Linked DNA regions of Homo sapiens: region 2 is linked to region 1. A link is a contact called in ENCODE Hi-C or POLR2A ChIA-PET data. All regions are on one chromosome and are shown on one strand. Each heading gives the region's core, a stretch centred on a gene start or an enhancer-like site at or near the end of the contact. The rest is flanking DNA. Distances are from core to core; before and after follow the strand shown. Region 1 overlaps MICU1 (mitochondrial calcium uptake 1). Region 2 has its middle 17 kb from the start of MCU.

Evidence for each region. Hi-C counts contacts between places; a loop is a spot of excess contacts on that map. ChIA-PET counts read pairs that join two places held with the same protein, here RNA polymerase II (POLR2A). Pooled maps may share reads with other maps.
Region 2: a loop to region 1 is called in a pooled map, with 2.3 times the contacts of the local background. The contact joins two enhancer-like sites. A Hi-C loop is called at or near these places in 5 of 50 pooled maps. POLR2A ChIA-PET finds 5 or more read pairs at or near these places in 8 of 52 experiments (BJ, GM12878, PC-9 and 4 more).

What each region holds. Positions count from the first base shown.
Region 1 is chr10:72,561,522-72,566,578 of GRCh38, reverse strand. MICU1 (mitochondrial calcium uptake 1) reads left to right here. Exons shown (of 12, transcript NM_001195518.2): 3 at 3,516-3,684. Among named protein-coding and RNA genes, the nearest start is that of MICU1, 62 kb to the left of the region's middle. RefSeq lists a silencer at 4,514-4,623. Within about 2 kb of position 3,063, at least 3 of the 41 ENCODE cell types and tissues checked have a DNase peak (open chromatin) inside an H3K27ac peak, as active enhancers do.
Region 2 is chr10:72,672,873-72,677,820 of GRCh38, reverse strand. No RefSeq gene overlaps it. Among named protein-coding and RNA genes, the nearest start is that of MCU, 17 kb to the left of the region's middle. RefSeq lists a silencer at 1,076-1,370. Within about 2 kb of position 1,265, at least 6 of the 41 ENCODE cell types and tissues checked have a DNase peak (open chromatin) inside an H3K27ac peak, as active enhancers do.

The DNA.
Region 1 (5,057 bases), core at 1,814-4,313:
CTCTGTTGTCAGAAAGGAGTTGATTTCTGGCTTAACTCTGTATCAGAATTTCTTGCTCGGATCATTTGGTATTGTTAATATTCGTCTATGAAATAAGATGTTTCAAAGAATTCAACATGCTAAGGCAATACTTAGGAAACACTGTGCTTCAAGGTCTGCCTGTCTCCTCTGCTGAACATTTTAAATAATGGGATAGGGATAGCAATAGCAGCTTTAGAAAATGAAGGCTTTCTGGCCAGGCGCGGTGGCTTACACCTGTAATCCCAGCACTTTGGGAGCCCAAGGTGGTTGGATCACTTGAAGTCAGGAGTTTGAGACCAGCTTGGCCAACATGGCAAAAACCCATCTCTACAAAAATACAAAAAATAGCCAGACACAGGGCGTGAGCCTGTAGTCCCTGCTACTTGGGAGGCTGAGGCAGGAGAATTGTTTGAACCTGGGAGGCAGGTGGAGGTTGCAGTGAGCCAAGATTGTGCCATTGTACTCCAGCCTGGGTGACAGAGAAAAACTGTCTCCAAAAAAAAAAAAAAAAAAAAAAAGAAAATGAATGCTTTCTGAGACTTCACAATTTGGTGACCCTGTGAAATTAACAAAGGAACCTTGGTACTTTAGTGTCCCTGATAATTTTTTTCACTAGTTATGGAAACTTCCTTGGAAAGAAGAGAAAATGTAGTGAGCCACAGTCTTCTCTTTCTTAAAATACATAGTTACTGTTTTTCTGACTCTGTCACTCTCTGTTTTTTATTTTTGTTTGTTTGTTTTTTTGAGATGGAGTCTTGCTCTGTCGCCCAGGCTGGAGTGTAGTGGCATGATCTCAGCTTACTGCAACCTCTGCCTCTGGGTTCAAGCAATTCTCAAGTAGCTGGGATTATAGGTGTGCACCACCATGCCCGGCTGGGATTACAGGTGTGCACCACCATGGCTAATTTTTTTTTTTTTATTATACTTTAAGTTTTAGGGTACATGTGCACAACGTGCAGGTTAGTTACATATGTATACATGTGCCATGTTGGTGTGCTGCACCTAGTAACTCATCATTTAACATTAGGTATATCTCCTAATGCTATCCCTCCCCCCTCCCCCCACCCCACAACAGGCCCCGGCGTGTGATGTTCCCCTTCCTGTGTCCATGTGTTCTCATTGTTTAATTCCCACCTGTGAGTGAGAACATGCAGTGTTTGGTTTTTTGTCCTTGCGATAGTTTGCTGAGAATGATGGTTTCCAGCTTCATCCATGTCCCTACAAAAGACACGAACTCATCATGTTTTATGGCTGCATAGTATTCCATGGTGTATATGTGCCACATTTTCTTAATCCAGTCTATCATTGTTGGACATTTGGGTTGGTTCCAAGTCTTTGCTATTGTGAATAGTGCCGCAATAAACATACGTGTGCGTGTGTCTTTATAGCAGCATGATGTATGATCCTTTGGGTAATTTTTTTTTTTTTTTTGTATTTTTAGTAGAGATAGGGTTTCACCATGTTGGTCAAGCTGGTCTTGAACTCCTGGGGTCAAGTGACTTGCCCACCTCAGCCTCCTAAAGTGTTGGGATTACAGGCATGAGCCACCATGCCCAGCCTCTAGAGCTATCTTAGCCCTATTAATATAGCATGATCTTTCTGGGATGTTACTAAATGCCTTGGGTGTTCAGTGAGGTTCCTCTAGTCTGACTTGGTAGAGCTTGATTGTTTCCTGCTTGTGAGCTCTGGAAATTGACTGGCCTGTGGCTCCTTGGCAACTACTTTGTGTAGTTTCATCCTAAGAATGCACTGCTGAGTGTTGACTCAATACTCGAGAGTGTTCTGTGTACATTTTTGGAGCTCTTTCTCTGTGTGACTTTTTCCTTTTGAGTCCTCTGCCTCACCAATTCCAGGCACCTCAGGTTTTCCAAACTTTGATCTCTGTCACTTTAGTTTAGCAAGATCACTGTATTTGGCTTGGGATCCTCTTTGTGGTCTAGAAAATGTTTCCAGACAGAAATTCTGGGCAATTATAGGCCTCCATTTTTCTTTTCTTTTTTTTTTTTTTTTTTTCTTTTTGAGATGGAGTCTCACTCTGTCACCCAGGCTGGAGTACATTGGTACAATCTCGGCTCACTGCAACCTCTGCCTCCTGGGTTCAAGACATTCTCCTGCCTCAGCTTCTCAAGTAGCTGGGACCAGGCAAGCACCACCACACCCGGCTAACTTTTGTATTTTTAGTAGAGATGGTTTTTTGCCATGTTGGCTAGGCAGGTCTCGAACTCCTGACCTCAAGTGATCCACCCACCTCGGCCTCCCGAAGTGCTGGGATTACAGGTGTGAGTCACCACGCCTGGCCAGGCCACCATTTTCTTAGAGAGTTGCATACTGTGCAGTGTCTGAAAGCAGTCATTTGATATATTTTGTTCAATTTTCTGTATTTTTGCCCTGGTAGGAAGTCAGATCTATTATCGTTTGCTCCATTATGGCTGTAAGCAAAAGTCTTCTTTTTGTATTTCATCAGTTCTGTAATATTTAATTAATTTTAGTATTATATCATTGCAGCAATGGCTTCAACTACCAGAAATACTTATATTATTTTTTAAAAAAGAAATACTTATATTATTTTGGTCCCCTATTTCTTCTTTATTTATGTTCCTTTTTATTGTAGTGAAAGGTGCATAACATAAAACTTACATCTTAACCATTTTTTTCTAAAGACCTTGATATTCCACCCTTTCAGTTACAGTTGGGACAAGGGGAGAATGAGAATGGGAAGAGTTGGAGTGAGATGAAGAACAAGGAGGCGCTCTATGGCTGGAAGTCTAGTACATTTAGTTTTTGTACTGGAAGGGCTCATCGTCTCTGGTTTCAATGGGAAGACGTGTGGATGAGGGCTTCTGTCACATGTCTTCACCATTTTAAAATATGCAGTTCAGTAGTTTAAAGGGTATTCACATCATTGTGAAACAGATCTCCAGAACGTTTTCATCTTGCAAAACTGAAACTCTACTTATTCAAGAGCAACTTCCTTGCTTCCCCTTCCCTCAGCCCCTGGTAACCCCCATTCTACTTTCTGTTTCTGTAAATCTAAATATTCCAGGTAACTCATGTAAGTGAAGTCATACAATATTTGTGGTTTTGTGACTGGTTTATTTCACTTAGCATAACGCCCTCAAGATTCATCCACGTTGTAGCTTGTGACAGGATTTCCTTTCCTTTTAAAGCTGAAAAATATTCCATTATCTGTATATACCACATTTTGTTTATTCATCTGCCAATGGACTTTTGAGTTGTTTCCACCTTTCAGCTATTGTGCATAGTGCTGCTGTGAACATGGATGTGCAAATATTTATTTGAGACCCTTTCATTTCTTTGGGATATATAACCAGAGATCATGTGGAAGTTCTATTTTATATTTTTTGAGGAACTTCTTCATGTAGAATATTTGACAAATTTCATTGCTGTTGCTCTGCTAAGCTGTATCTGTTTGCTTATTTGTCTAGTATGATGGACGTTCAAGATTAATCTAGATTTCTTTTTTGCATATCCAGGGCCCATGCAGAATCTCCACCATGTGTAGACAACCTAAAAAGTGACATCGGTGATAAAGGGAAGAATAAAGATGAAGGGGATGTTTGTAACCATGAGAAAAAGACTGCAGATCTTGCCCCTCACCCAGAAGAGAAAAAGAAGAAACGTTCTGGATTCAGAGACAGAAAAGTATGAAACATAGTCTTATAAGTTGATCAGAAGTATATCTTAAAGTAGAATAATGCAGTTCAATCTTTTTAATCATATGTTTCAGATGGTTCATCTTCACTTTCAAGTTATCACTTCTTTGCTATTTTCTATCATGTTCTAAGCCAAAAGTACTCTTGGAATGTGAGGTTAAAGGAGGTAGTTAAAAGGATCTAGGACCAATAACCATGATTAGCATATTTTTTCTTAGTTCTTTCAGTTCAACTGCCTAAGGTGATTCTTTTTTTCTGGATCTTCCTGATGCTAAATGTTATCATATATGTTAAGTTGAGTCTTTGTGGTATTTCTGATATCGGGTTGTAGAGACAGAATAAAATCTCTTTGGAAACATAACTTCTAGAAGACCAAGTAACTTTGAGGACAGCACAAACTTCAAATGACTATCAAGATTTTATGTAATTAGGCCCCGCATGGTGGCTCATGCCTATAATCCCAGCACTCTGGGAGGCGGAGGTGGGTGGATCACCTGAGGTCAGAAGTTCAAGACCAACCTGGCCAATGTGATGAAACCCTGTCTCTACTAAAAATACAAAAACTAGCCTGGCATGGTGGCATGCACCTGTAGTCCCAGCTACTCAGGAGGCTGAGTCAGGAGAATTGCTTGAACCCGGGAGGTGGAGGTTGCAGTGAGCTGAGATTGTGCCACTGCACTTCAGCCTGGGCGGCAAAGCAAGACTGAGTCTCAAAAAAAAAAAAAAAAAAAAAAAAGATTTTATGTAATTAACACAACCTGCTGTTATGTAGCTTTGCCTCAGCGAAGTTTCAGTTCCACTACAGCAGTTCCTATGATATCAGGTATTTGAGTTCAGCAAACATGAGTGATGAACAATGAAAAGGATGGATTTCTTAGACATTTTGCATGTCAAGGTTAAAATTCAGGGAGTTGCGTTCAGTTGCTAAACTATAGCTAATAATGCAACAAGATAATTTGAGTTATTTCTGCGTTTTGTGTGTTTGTGGTTTGTGTTTGCAAGAAGAGTTCTTTGTAAAATCTGGATCTTCTGTCTGGTTTCATATGTTAGATGAAGTAATTTTTTTATTTTTGGAGACAGAGTCTCCCTCTGTTGCCCAGGCTAGAGTGCAATGGCATGATCTTGGCTCACTGTAACCTCCGCTTCCTGGGTTCAAGCGATTCTCCTGCCTCAGCTTCCCAATAGCTGGGATTACAGGCATGCACCACCATGCCCCGCTAATTTTTGTATTTGTAGGAGAGATGGAGTTTCACCATGTTGGCTAGGCTGGCCTCGAACTCCTGACTTCAGGTGATCCGTCTGCCTCGGCCTGCCAAAGTGCTGGGTTTATAGGCATGAGCCGCCATGCCCAGCCTAGATGAA
Region 2 (4,948 bases), core at 16-2,515, 110 kb before region 1:
CACCTGGCCTAATCTTTCCTAAATGCATGTATAGCTCACATTTATTTCAATATTTAATACTGGAAATGTTTTGAGTCTTTTTTTTTTTTTTTGAGACTGCATCTTGCTCTGTTGCCCAGGCTGGAGTGCAGTGGTGTGATCTCGGCTCACCACAACCTCCCCCTCCTGGGTTCAAGTGATTCTCCTGCCTCAGCCTCCTGAGCAGCTGGGATTACAGGCATGCCACCATGCCTAGCTAATTTTTGTGTTTTTAGCAGAGACAGGGTTTCACCATGTTGGCCAGGCTGATCTTGAACTCCTGACCTCAGGTAATCTGCCCACCTTGGTCTCCCCAAGTGTTGGGATTACAGGCGTGAGACACTACGGCCGGCCTGAGTCTTTATTAACAAGTTTGATGATGTTTTTGTGACCAGGAATATATGCCATAGGAACTTAACTGTTGTTTATATCAATTAGGCCGTGATAATTTTTTTTTATAGTCAGTTCACCTAAAGTCACGGTTTCCAAGAATCTATCAACAGCATTAAGTGAAAACTTACTGTGCACTGAACAATTTGTGACTGACTTGTATCAAGCACATACATCATAACGTTGCTTAGGGACTGCTCTGCCTGCACTCCCGCTGTTGTTACTCTTTTCCCAAAATAGCCATAGAAAATGAAAAGGGAGGCTGGGCGCGGTGGCTCACTCCTGTAATCCCAGCACTTTGGGAGGCCGAGGCGGGCGGATCATGAGTTCAGGAGATCGAGACCATCCTGGCTAACACGGTGAAACCCCATCTCTACTAAAAATACAAAAAAATTAGCCAGGCATGGTGGTGGGCGCCTTGTAGTCCCAGCTACTCGGGAGGCTAAGGAAGGAGAATGGCGTGAACCCGGGAGGCGGAGCTTGCAGTGAGCCCAGATCGCGCCACTGAACTCCAGCCTGGGCGACAGAGCGAGACTCTGTCTCAAAAAAAAAAAAAAAAGAAAATGAGAAGGGAACTAATATTCACACTGCCTAGCTGCAGCCCTCACTGAATCTACTGAGCCCCTACTCTGTGCAGTCACCGTGATCACAAAAAACTCCATGAATTGTATATTCTCATCCCAGTTTTACAGATGAGAAAAATAATGATCCAAAGAGCTTAAGTAGTTTCCCTAAGGCACATAACTAAGAAATCATTCAAAGAGGTTAAGTATTATGTGCTGAGCTGAGTCAAATTGAGGTCTTCTGACTCATGCTTTTCTTGTCTCACTCTACCACGCCCTGTCACTGAAAATTGCTTCCTTGAGTTTGTGCAGTTGCACATTCGCAGTTATGCGAACCCCGTTTACTTCACTGCATTGACCTTCAATGGGCTGATTTATCACAGGTGAGCTGTTGGCTTCTCATTTGTAAGTGGGCCATCTGGCAAGCAGCATATGGAAGCAGACCCTTTAACAAGGTCATAAGAAGGTTAATTAACTCTAGATTTTAAACTATTTTTCTAAAACCTGAAAGAAAGAAATACTGTTTGATATTGAGTACCAGCTGTTAGTAAGGTGTTGTGTTGGGTGCTGTATAGATATTACATTATAACTTCTTGTTTAATCCTCACAATATCCCCGTGAGAAAAATACTACACTAGCCTCCATTTTTCCAATGAAAAACAAATGTGACATTGAGAAGTAACTTGCCAAAGATCTCCTGAGCCCAGGAATTTGAGGCCAGCCTAGGTAACATGGTGAGACCTCGTTTCTACAAAAAGTTATTTTCAAAAAAATTAGTCAGGTGTGGTGGTAGCTCCCCTCTAGTCTCAGCTACTTGGGAGGCTGAAGTGGAAGGATTGCTTGAGCCCAAGAGATTCTCGGCTGCAGTGACCTGAGAATCACACCACTGCACTCTAGCCTAGATGACAGAACAAGACCCTGTCTCAAAAAAAAAAAAAAAAAAAAAAAAGTTTGTAGCTCAGTGAATTCACTAGCGTCCTTCTCCAGCTTGTTTAGAAAGCATAGGAAATCGTTTATAGCAAGTCAACTCCCAGTTCTAACTTTAGGATTCTACCTGCAACTATCATTTTCAACTTATAGTACCCTTGGTGAATGCCAAACAAATAGGCATATAGTACCCAGACACATTTGAAGAAATGCATTTCTACCTTATTGCAAAAAAAAAAAAAAAAAAAAAGACTCACAATCTGATGTCTAATGGTCTAATGTCTATACATTGCTTGGCCATACTGCCCAAGGTAATTTATAGATTCAATGCCATCCCCATCAAGCTACCAATGACTTTCTTCACAGAATTGGAAAAAACCACTTTAAAGTTCATATGGAACCAAAAAAGGGCCCGCATTGCCAAGACAATCCTAAGCCAAAAGAACAAAGCTGGAGGCATCATGCTACCTGACTTCAAACTATACTACAAGGCTACAGTAACCAAAACAGCAAAGTACTGGTACCAAAACAGAGATATAGACCAATGGAACAGAACAGAGCCCTCAGAAATAATACCACACATCTACAACCATCTGATCTTTGACAAACCTGACAAAAACAAGAAATGGGGAAAGGATTCCCTATTTAATAAATGGTGCTGGGAAAACTGGCTAGCCATATGTAGAAAACTGAAACTGGATCCCTTCCTTGTACCTTATATAAAAATTAATTCAAGATGGATTAAAGACTTAAATGTTAGACCTAAAACCATAAAACCTTAGAAGAAAACCTAGGCAATACCATTCAGGACATAGGCACGGGTAAGGACTTCATGTCTAAAACACCAAAAACAATGGCAACAAAAGCCAAAATTGACAAATGGGATCTAATTAAAGTAAAGAGCTTCTGCACAGCAAAAGAAACTACCGTCAGAGTGAGCAGGCAACCTACAGAATGGGAGAAAATCTTTGCAATCTACTCATCCGACAAAGGGCTAATACCCAGAATCTACAAAGAACTCAAATTTACAAGAAAAAAACAAACAACCCCATCAAAAAGTGGGCAAAGGATATGAACAGACACTTCTTAAAAGAAGACATTTGTGCAGCCAACAGACACTTAAAAAAATGCTCATCATCACTGGCCATCAGAGAAATGCAAATCAAAACCACAATGAGATACCATCTCACACCAGTTAGAATGGCGATCATTAAAAAGTCAGGAAACAACAGGTACTGGAGAGGATGTGGAGAAATAGGAACACTTTTACACTGTTGGTGGGACTGTAAACTAGTTCAGCCATTGCGGAAGACAGTGTGGCGATTCCTCAAGGATCTAGAACTAGAAATACCATTTGACCCAGCAATCCCATTACTGGGTATACACCCTAAGGATTATAAGTCATGCTACTATAAAGACACATGCACACGTATGTTTATTGTGGCACCATTCACAGTAGCAAAGACTTGGAACCAACCCAAATGGCCATCAATGATAGACTGGATTAAGAAAATGTGGCACATATACACCATGGAATACTATGCAGCCATAAAAAATGATGAGTTCATGTCCTTTGTAGGGACATGGATGAAGCTGGAAACCGTCATTCTCAGCAAACTATTGCAAGGACAAAAAACCAAACACCACATGTTCTCACTCATAGGTGGGAATTGAACGATGAGAACACTTGGACACAGGAAGGGGAACATCACACACCGGAGCCTGTCGTGGGGTGGGGGAAGGGGGAGGGATAGCATTAGGAGATATACCTAATGTAAATGACGAGTTAATGGGTGCAGCACACCATCATGGCACATGCATACTTATGTAACAAACCTGCACGTTGTGCACATGTACCCTAGAACTTAAAGTGTAATTTGAAAGAAAGAAAAAGATGTAAAATAAATATTCTTGCATCCGTTTCTCAAAAACCATCAAGCAGCTTAAAGTTTATCTAGAAATTGCCTCAGGCAGAGTGCAGTGGCTCATGCCTTTAGTCACAGCACTTTGAGAGGCTGAGGCAGGAGGATGTCTTAAGCCCAGAAGTTGGAAACTAACTTGGGCAACGTTGGAAACCAACTTGGGCAACGTGGCAAAACCCTGTCTCTCCAAAAAGTACAAAAATTAGCTGGGCATGGTGGCGTTCTTTCTCCCATGGTCCCAGCTCCTCGGGAGGCTGAGCTGGGAGGATCACTTGGGCCCAGGAGGTCAAAGTTGCCATGAATCATGATCGTGATACTACACCCCAGCCTGGATGACAGAGCAAGACCCTGTCTCAAAAAAAAAAAAAAAAGAAAGAAAAATAAATCTCCTCAAAGGTAAAAATAAAAATATTGCCAAAGCCTTCTAAGAAAAGATAGTAGAAAGAATATTGAAAGTGGTTTTGGAGACATAGATTGTAAATCTAGATCTACTACCACGCAATCTGTGTGACCTTTGAAACTGCTACTCAACTTCTGCTTCCCAACCTGTAAAATGAGAATACTCAATCCTCTAGGCTGTTGTAAAGATGTAAAAGAGAAAAAAGAAAAAGATAATGTACATAAAGCTATATGACACCCTAAAAAATGTCAGTTTAATTAAAACAAGAATGTTACACTAAAGATGTTTCTGCATCTTCTAATTTATTGTAAAAAACTAAGAAAGAATTATGAAGAAATGAGATCTTTGTTCATTCGGCTCCTACCTTTCTGGAATTCTGATTTATATGAAAAGTTTCACTGTTGAAGAAGTCTATATGAGTTTTATATCCCTTTAAGCAGTGCAAATGCCTGTGCCCTTGCAAATACCTGTATGCCTGAGGAGGGGACCAAGTGTCAGCTTATATAATGAGAACTCATCTCACTGGCCAGACATAGTGGCTTATTCCTGTAATCCCAGCACTTTGGAAGGCCAATGTGGGAGGTATTGCTTATAGCCAGGAGTTAGAGACTGGCCTGGGCAACAAAGCAAGACCCCCATGTCTACCAAAAAAATTTTTTTTAATTTAAAAAAAAGAACTCATCTCACTGTATTGTATCTCTTAGAATCTTTTTCAAATTAGGTGAAAA